Linked DNA regions of Mus musculus: region 2 is linked to region 1. A link is a contact called in ENCODE Hi-C or POLR2A ChIA-PET data. All regions are on one chromosome and are shown on one strand. The core of a region is the stretch at or near the end of the contact, and the rest is flanking DNA. Distances in the headings are between cores, read along the strand shown. Region 1 holds the start of Src (Rous sarcoma oncogene). Region 2 overlaps Src (Rous sarcoma oncogene).

Region 1 (4,497 bases), core at 627-3,126:
GGAGGCTGTGTCTGCAGCAGAGCCAACAGCACTCTTCCACGTAAGACTGTGAGGACTTATCAGTGCAAACCTACCTCGTCTCTCTCATGGAAGCCTTACCCACTGGGCAGGCTGCTGGCATACTGCGGCTCAGGGGGAAATAGCATACGTTAGGTCATGCATATATTTGCACAACGGTGGAGCTCCGGGTTCAACCTTAGCCTGTCAGTCTAAAGTTTATGCTTTGAAGCTCTCTGTCTTCTCAGCTCTAGAACCACCCAGACCTTTCCTGTTGAATTTCTGGGGACAGATGTAGTGATACATTTGGCAAATAGTTAACCAACTCTCTGGAAGGAAAAACTAATGGGTTCATTGTCACATTTCTCCCCATTTCCAAGTAGAACGTACTTCCTCTGAGGCTGACACCAGGTGACCAGTCTGACATCACCAAGTATGGCACAGGGAAGGACACTGCTCAGTAAGTGCTTGCAAGCCGTTTGAGAGCCAGCCCCAGTGCCTCACAGGAAGAGTATCCACCCTCCCCTCCCCTCCCTCAGCCCAGAGTGGCCAGTAAAGGCCATTAGACAAATCTTAGGCATGGAGGAGGGCGGAGAAACCTGCTCCTCCAGCCAGAGCCTGCCCAGGGGAGCCCTGGGAAACTGCCGTTAATCTTTAAGCAAGCCCTGCGAACAGGAGTGGCTGGCTAGTTTGCCCGCTGTTCATGAGAAACCCTGAGCAGTCCCCGTGGCCACAGTGGGCTACCCTGGCCCCACTTGCTCTTGTCAGTGAGGCCCTCAGATCTTCAGCCTGGCCCACTCCTTCTTCACAACAGAGGGGGCTGGAACAGGAAGCTAGTGGACAGAACACACCCTGAGGCACCTGGCCTAGATGTGACCTCAGATCAGTCTGACTCAAAGCTTTGCCCTTTCCTGGTCTCCTGGGAGACATAGCTGTACCCTGGGGCTGGAGCCTCTCACAATCTAGGATGATGGGGGACTTGCCCTTTGGGAGGGATCTTTGCCAGAAGCCCAGGCCTGTGCCACATGAACCTCAGTTTCCCTGTCTGTGAGATGGAAGCACTTTCAAGGAAGGAACATGGAGATGGTTGATAGATGGTCAGGCCCATCTTTCCAGAGTGAACGGGAGGAGTCAAGGATGCTCCTGGACCCCCAACGGGCAGCGCTAGAACCTGGTGGTCTTTGAGACCAGCCTGAAGCCACATCTCATCCCGCTTGCCCCATTTTTCTTCTCTACTTCCTGTCCGGTTGGTTCTGTCATCCTCAGTGGCTGGCAACAAGCACACTGCCCAGCAGATGCACACGGTCTCCTTATGCATTGAAAGTGAATTTAGGCTTGGCCTAATTGAGCTGGGCCCCGCAAGTTCCTGCCCTCCATTGGCAGAGGCTGGAGGCTCCGCAAGTTCAAGGCCAGCCTTGGCCACATAGTGAGCCACTGTTTTGCCTTTTGATACATTTTAACAATACTGCCTCTCCCCCTCACTATTTCCCTGTCCCTTCGGTTCCAGTCTCTGAGGATTAGAGACACTCAGGGTCAAGGCTGGTGTGGCCAGTGCCTCAGTTTCCGGACAGTGCTAGCCACCGGTGCGTAGCTCAGGTAGCTAGGGTTGAACGCTAACGTGGTCCCGGGAGGCCGAGCCCGGCGCGTGGCGTGGGGTTGGGGGGGCGCCCCCGCGGGCGGAGCTGCGGGGGGTGGGGGGCTGGGTGCGGGAGGCGCGGGCCCGGCTCGCACAGCAGGTCTCCCGGGTCGCCGGCGGGGCCCGGGTCCGCGCTTCCTCCTTTCTCCGGCTCGCGGCGGCCGCGGCCCCTCCTCCCGCGCGCTCCCTCCCCCTCGCCGCCGCCGCCGCCACCGCCGCCGCCTCCTCCCTTTCTCTCGGTCTGTCTCTCCGGGCCCGGAATCCAACCGGCCGCCCCGCCGGAGCGGCCAGGCCGCTGCCCGCCAGCGCCGCGCGCCCCGCTGGGGTCCGCCCGGGCGCGTCCGGAGCTCACGGTCGCCGTGCAGGTGAGCGCCCCCGCCCCGCCGGCCCCGCGCCCTGCTGCGGGCTCCCGCCCTGCCCACTCTACGCCGCGGCCCGCGAGCTGCCCGCCGCGGCCTTTTGTTGGGATGCGCGGGGGAGGACGAGCGGGGTGCGGGGGGCACCGGAACGCGGGGACCCTCGGCCGCAGAGTCCCCTGGCTCGGTTAGGCCACATTTGAAAACCCGGCCGATCGGCGCCGCCCGCGATCGCGGCTGCTGGGCCTGGCGCCCCCGGCCCGGAGTGGGCGGTGGGGGTGGGGTGGGCGTTGGGGAAGGGGCACCTGGAGGGCCACACTACCTCCTTAGGTCTCACTGGGGCCTTGGGTAGGGCCTAGTGCTGCTGGTCTGGAAGAAACAGGGCCACCCTGTCCTCGCCCCCCATCCCCCCCAACCCCCAGCCTCGCCCCTGCGCAGGCCCAGCGACCGATGGACTCAGAAGTTGGCAAAAGTTTTGGGGTTTCACTACCGCCACCAGGTCCGCTTGCCCACCCAGGCAGGTACTGGAGGTGAGTTTGTGCCCCCTACTACGACCCACCACCACTTGTGCCTTAGTTAGCTCTCTGAGCCAAGGCCCTCCTCAGTGGTAGGTGGGCTGGTTGAAGGGTGGGGTGAACAGAGGGGACTCACTCTGGGTATCCATCCCATAAACCTTTGAGGCATTCCGATTAGAAAGGTGGACAGAGGTGTGTGAGGCTTCTGGGACCCTGAGGTCTTCCCGGCTTTACAGACTGCCCAGTGAAGGCAAGTGGTGTTGGGGTCATCTGGGTATAGGTCAGATTTAGTTACCAAGGTGGACACGGGGGCGGGGGCAGGGGCGGGGGCAGGGGACTCTTCCAACCTTATGGAGTCCAGGTGTCTAGGTTTCTTGTTTTCCTGAGTGACCTGAGCCAGGGACCGCCCCTTGGACTATTCACATCAGTGACTATTCCCTGCACTTCCGCAGCCCAGGACTTGGCATATATGGGGGGGCGTGCTCAATAAATGAGTCCCATCCTGGAGCTCGCTCGCACAGGATGGTTGAGGTACCTGTGGCACAGCTGCCTGCAGAAGCGGGTAACTCCGTGCTACAAAGGGTTCCCTTTGGCCTCAGTCCTCTCAGGGAGGATCGATCAGTTGGCTTGTGAGGTAGCTCGGTGGTAGAGCACAGGCTCAGCTTGTTCAAGGCCCTGGTGCTAGCTGCAGAACCACAGGAAAGAAAATGGAGCAGTTATAACCAGAGCTGCTGATATCCAGTGAACGCCTCCCGGGGTTAGCCTGGTCTGCAGCTGCAGAGGAGGATATAGCCTTCCTGAGGAGCTGTCTGGCTGCCCTTTAACCCACCGTGACGGTGAAGGGTGTGTAGTTTTAGATCAGGCACAAGGCATTGTTGGAAGTTTCCCTCCATATCTCTCGCACCTGGCAGAGACATAAGGCCCTACTGGAGATGAGGTGTGTCTGGGTGAGGTAACCTTTCCACAAGGGAAGTGATTTACAGTGTGTCACCTCTCAGCTGACCTCCTGTCTACATCATGGGGCACACACTAATGAGTGCTAGGAGTGCCATGCTCCCTGCTCCGTCCCCTCCCCCTAGTCTCTTGTTCATCCTTGTTCATCCCAGCCTTAGGGCAACCCTAATCTCTCCCACCCCACCTTCCTCTATCTCCTGTGTCCTTTTCCCGAACCCCCTCTCCCCCACCAGCCTCCAGCACATAGGCTGGCTCCTGTTTGGGGCTTCTTCCCTGATTGTCATCTGAGGGTGGGGGTGAGGATAGGGTGTGTCTCGCTCCCCTAGCCCCCCAGGAATCTCGGAAGGACATGGTTAAATGATCTTTGTTCTTGCTGTCCATCTGCTGACTTTGATCGCGCATTGAGCATATACTATGCACCAGGGCCTGGGAACTTTGTTGAGCAGCTTTGTGGTAGGAGGAGCAGACAGCTTCCTGGAGGAGGGGCTTAAGCTGAGTGAAGCAGTGGCGGGCCAGCCAAGAATGCAGCTGGGTCAGTGCTCTTCCTTTCTATTCAGAAGGTCATCTGCCTGGGGACTTGCTGGGAAACTGTGAGCAGGTCTTTGACTCCTAGAAACTGGAGTGTGGGGGATAGGCCATGCATCAAGCAAGTGGCCAGATAAATGAATATATACTCGTGGCTGTGATAAAGGCAGAGGACTCTTGAAGGAGGAATTTAGGGGGCGTCTGGGCATGAAGCTAGGGGAAGGTGTGCCAGGCAGAGAGAGGTGTGTATGTGCAAAGGCCCTGAGGTGAGGGGAGGTGTATAATTGTTGTGGGGAACCAAAGGGAGAGCTATGAGATAGGATGATCCAATGGGGCCGCTATCAATAGGACTGCTCCCTATGAGGGCCCACTGGAGCCTGGAGGAGGATCTTGGCCTCCAGTTTTTACATAGGGAGCAGGTGGGTATCCTCTCTATGAACCAGATTAAGCTGGAGGGCAAGGTACACAGCTAATGGAATAGATGTGCAGTCTGGACTTGCATATTCTGTGGGAG
Region 2 (4,659 bases), core at 1,453-3,952, 33 kb after region 1:
GACCCTCAGGAATATCTAGTGACCCCTGGAGCCATTGGGCAGGTCTCCCCAGCCCACATTCTCTGAGGCTGGGCTTCATCCTAAGCCACACCCCAGTCTGCAGCTCTGAGGGTATAGGACTGACTGCTACACCAGGGTCCCCATGGGTAGGAGCCACAGAGCTTGCTACCGAGTACAACTGAAGAGTCTTGTTCCTCTCAGGGTTCTTTTTTTTTTTTTTTAAGATTTATTTATTTTATTTTATGTAAAGAGGGCATCAGATATCATTACAGATGGTTGTGAGCCACAATGTGGTTGCTGGGAATTGAACGCAGGACCTCTGGAAGAGCAGTCTGTGCTCTTAACCACTGAGCCATCTCTCCAGCCCCCTGTCAGGGTTCTTTCTTTGAGAGATCTGGTGCCAAGGCCTCCTGCAGCCCAGAAGAGTGGTTGGTTCCTCCACAACCCCTGGTGGCACATCCAGAACACATTCCAGTGACTGCTAGTGTGCAGGACTTTGGCCCCATTTGGTCTTGTCATGGCTCTGTCACATAAGGGAAAGACATGGTACAGGGGACGATAGCCACACCAGTGTACAACTTGGGAATTGGGCTCCAGAGCCTTCCAAACTGCCGTCCATCTGACTTCCTCTCACTCACAGGATCTTTGGGAAGGTCAAAGGGCATTTTGGCGGGATCCTGATCCTCTGTGTGAGAGTGTGTGAGAGCTCTAATGGTTTTCATGTCCACACCCCACAGCATCTCTGCAGGTGCGGATGTTGCGACCCAGGGAGAGGGAGCAGCTTGCCTAGGGACACGGAGCAGGAGAGGTGCAACAGGGTCTTTAGGCCAAGACCCCGGATACTACAGCTGGTGTCTGCACCAAGGCCCCAGTCTGCTCCCCAGATCCACTGGGGTAGCTCTGCTACCTATCAGGTGAGCAGAGATGGGAGAGGGGAGCCCCAGCCCAGCTTCCTGGGTTGGGCACGGATGTGGAAGGTAGCAGGCATCGGGTGGCATGGGGCCTTTCACTTGGTCCCTCTGTGTATCCAGGTCCCTGGACCTCTCAGACTTGCTCCCCCTGCTCATCATTTGGTTGTTTGTTAAGCACCTGCTGTATACCTCACTCCGTGCATACCAGGAGCAATTCATGAATTAAAAGAAGAGGGGGCTACATATAACCAAGGGGGTACAGTAGTTTGGGGGCTCATGAAAGAATTTGAGGACCCCTTCCTAAAGGATGTGACTTGAAGTTTCTCTTCCTTCCTTCCTTCCTTCCTTCCTTCCTTCCTTCCTTCCTTCCTTCCTTCCTTTCTTTCTTTTTCTTTCTTTCTTTCTTTCTTTCTTTCTTTCTTTCTTTCTTCCTTCCTTCCTTCCTCTCTTCCTCTCTTCCTCCCTTCCTCCCTTCCTCCCTTCCTCCCTTCCTCCCTTCCTCCCTCCCTCCCTCCCTCTTTCTTTCTTTCTTTCTTTCTTTCTTTCTTTCTTTCTTTCTTTCTTTCTTTCTTGATTTATATGTAAGTAAGTACACTGTAGCTGTCCTCAGACATCAGGAAAAGGAATCAGGTCTCGTTACAGATGGTTGTGAGCCACCATGTGATTGCTGGAATTTGAACTCAGGACCTCTGGAAAGGCAGTCAGTGCTCTTAACTGCTGAGCCACCTCTCCAGCCCCAGTCCACCTCTTTTCACCATGTGGGTCCTGGGGATTGAACTGAGGTCAGCAGTGTCTGTGACAGGTGCCTTTACCTGTGTAGCCATCTGCCTGACCCAGGAAGTAACTTTGAGCTGACAGCTGAAGGAAACTGAGTTGGGAGGTGAAGCTGTCAGGGAATAGTGTTTGCAAAGGTCCTGTGACCAGGAGGCCTGGCCATCCCTTCTTCAAGCCACCGTACTGTACTGCACCTTCCCCCAGTGTTAGACGACTTGTCAGGCATGGATTCATTCAGCAATCCTTAAATGAGCCCCTCCTATGTGCTGGGGACATAGATATGACTCAAGTGTCCCTGCCTAAGAAAGACTGAAACTGACTTTGGGTCCAGCAGTCAGGACTTTGGACTGGTATGTCTTCTCTCCATAGCTGTGTCCTAAGGTGCCAGCAATTCATTTGACAGGTGTAATGAGACGAGTCCTCCCAGGGTGGCTAGTCCCCTTCTTAGGACCTCAGTTTCCCTATCCGATAAGTGGGTGGGGTGGCTTGTCTCCTCCCAGAGGCTCTCCTCTACCTCGGGGATTTCTGTCGCCCCTAGCCAGGACCATGGGCAGCAACAAGAGCAAGCCCAAGGACGCCAGCCAGCGGCGCCGCAGCCTGGAGCCCTCGGAAAACGTGCACGGGGCAGGGGGCGCCTTCCCGGCCTCACAGACACCGAGCAAGCCCGCCTCCGCCGACGGCCACCGCGGGCCCAGCGCCGCCTTCGTGCCGCCCGCGGCCGAGCCCAAGCTCTTCGGAGGCTTCAACTCCTCGGACACCGTCACCTCCCCGCAGAGGGCGGGGCCTCTGGCAGGTCAGCCCTCCCCCTTGCTGTGTGTCCCTGAGCTGTGGTGCACCCTCTCTGGGTTCTGGGGACTCGGTTTTCCCGAGGCTGCGAATGGGGAAGGATTCGTAAACTGGAAAGCGGGGCTCCTGGCGCTTTCGGGCTCCCAGGTTCAGAGTATATAACGGGTTCTGAAGGAGAGGGTTGTAGGGGAGGGGACCCTGAGGCCCTCAGGGGATGGACCGCCACGGACTAGCTGCCGCCTCCGCCCAGCCTTTGTTCCTGGCTCTGCTGTGCGATGGCCCGAGTGCGCCCCTGCGCCCTCTGCTGGCGCTGTGTGGTGCGGCAGCCCTGCCGCCCAGGAGCTGAGCGGGGTGACTCACGCTCCTGCATGCATGGCTACACACCCACACGTGCAAATCCCACACTCTGACGGAGCCATACTCACGGCTGCACGCCCATGCGTGCAAATCCCACGCTCAGACAGAGCCACACGCATGGCTGCACACCTACACGTACAAATCCCACCCAGACTCAACCATGTTATATGCCCACATTGGGCATGAACCCACACTGAGTGGAGACACCAACAATTCCTAGAGACACCTGGGCCAGAGCACACACAGATACAGGTGTGCATACAACCTCGCCCCCTCAGATGGGCCTGTCTACCATCTTGCATGCAGAATGCAGACACGGGATGTAGGGGTTCCCAGCTCCACATCCCACCACAGGAACTTGGTTGTGGTGAGACCTTTGGACGGGCAGCCCACTTCCCGCCATGCAGCCACACACCCATTCGATCATTTGAGAAGCATTTGTGGAGCCTCGGGCAACCGAGGGTGGGATGCAGGATTCCACGGAGCAGCTGTGGGTGAGGGGAGAATCAGGGGAAGGGTCCTGAAACTTGGACCAGAAACCTCGAGCTGCCAGGCACACACACAGGCAGAGTCCCTTAAGTGTGGGGCTTGGGGCATCTTCTGTGTGCTGCCCCTGAGTGCAGAGCAAGGGAGCCTGATCTCGGGGGGGGGGGGGGACAGGGACGGGGGGGACGGGGACGGGGACGGGACTTCTGCTTGTGTCAATAGACTCATTAGATAAGGAACACCTAGTCTGCAGCCCAGCAGGAAGGCACAGCGTACTTAGCTTCCTCCCAGGGACAGGCTGGTGAGTGAGAACGGCGCCTGACCCAGCCCCTGCAGGGTTCTGACACCTCTCATCCTTCTCTGCAGGTGGGGTGACCACCTTTGTGGCCCTCTATGACTATGAGTCACGGACAGAGACTGACCTGTCCTTCAAGAAAGGGGAGCGGCTGCAGATTGTCAATAACACGTGAGTGGCCTGGCGGGGACTGCACTGGGAGCGTGGGTCTGTCTTACCGAGAGCTGCCGGCAGAGGGCGGTGCAGAGCCTACAGGGCTGCTTCTGCTCTTGGTGGGTGGCGGCCCTCCCTAGACCCCAACCAGTATCCTCCCTTGTCCTGGGCCCTGTCTTCGCACCTCAGCCTCTCCTTCTCTCTGCTTCTCTCTCGCTGGCCCTTAGGAGGAAGGTGGATGTCAGGTGTGTACCGAGGCCAGGTAGAGGGGGATGCTTCGCTGAGGCTGGGGGCTGCTCTCTGCATGTGCTTCCTCCACCGCCCCTGTGTGTTTCCAGCTCTCTCCCCGTCCCTTTAGCTTACCCTGCATCCCACCTGTATGAGCCGACCCTCCATCTTCTCCCCACACCTTCCTGTTAGCTCTCTTCCTCCCTGTTCTGATTTGTGATTCCACATTGGGTGCCAGCTACATGCAGGACCCAGTGTATTCTGTAGGCCAGGGAGGGAGGCAGTGTGGTGGGGAGTGGGTTACACCAGACCAGGTCAGGGGTGGATAGAAGCAGGCCGGGGTCCCTGCAAGATGTCCCCGGGAGAGGGGGCTGTCTCTATCAGACTGCCCATCCAAGGAAGGACAGTGAGCCACAGCAGGTAAGGGCAGCATCCCTGGGAGGGGGGCAGCTGCTGGTTGGAGGTATGTGCTGGGCTGTGGAGGCCTCTCCCTGGAGCAGGTAAGGCTTGGGGACTTTGATTTGAGCTGCTCTGGAGGGTAGAGAGGATCCATCATAAAGTGCCCCAAAGGTCTGGCTAAAGAGGTAGGCTTTCCGTCTCCCTGGGCGTGTCTCGCTGCTCATGCCTCCCGTTCCTCGTGCATGCTACTCCGTTTGCCTGAAATACTTC

The links. Hi-C counts contacts between places; a loop is a spot of excess contacts on that map. ChIA-PET counts read pairs that join two places held with the same protein, here RNA polymerase II (POLR2A).
Region 2: POLR2A ChIA-PET joins it to region 1 with 51 read pairs in Patski. The contact joins the enhancer-like site here to the promoter of Src in region 1. A Hi-C loop is called at or near these places in 2 of 37 maps with a recorded cell type or tissue (both left cerebral cortex). POLR2A ChIA-PET finds 5 or more read pairs at or near these places in 4 of 5 experiments (Patski and embryonic stem cell).

Annotation. Positions count from the first base shown.
Region 1 is chr2:157,422,417-157,426,913 of GRCm38, forward strand. Src (Rous sarcoma oncogene) reads left to right here and starts at 1,877. Exons shown (of 15, transcript NM_009271.3): 1 at 1,877-1,998.
Region 2 is chr2:157,454,854-157,459,512 of GRCm38, forward strand. Src (Rous sarcoma oncogene) reads left to right here. Exons shown (of 15, transcript NM_009271.3): 3 at 738-914; 4 at 2,224-2,478; 5 at 3,681-3,780; 6 at 3,990-4,007. The coding sequence starts at 2,232. Among named protein-coding and RNA genes, the nearest start is that of Src, 33 kb to the left of the region's middle. Within about 2 kb of position 2,703, at least 1 of the 3 ENCODE cell types and tissues checked has a DNase peak (open chromatin) inside an H3K27ac peak, as active enhancers do.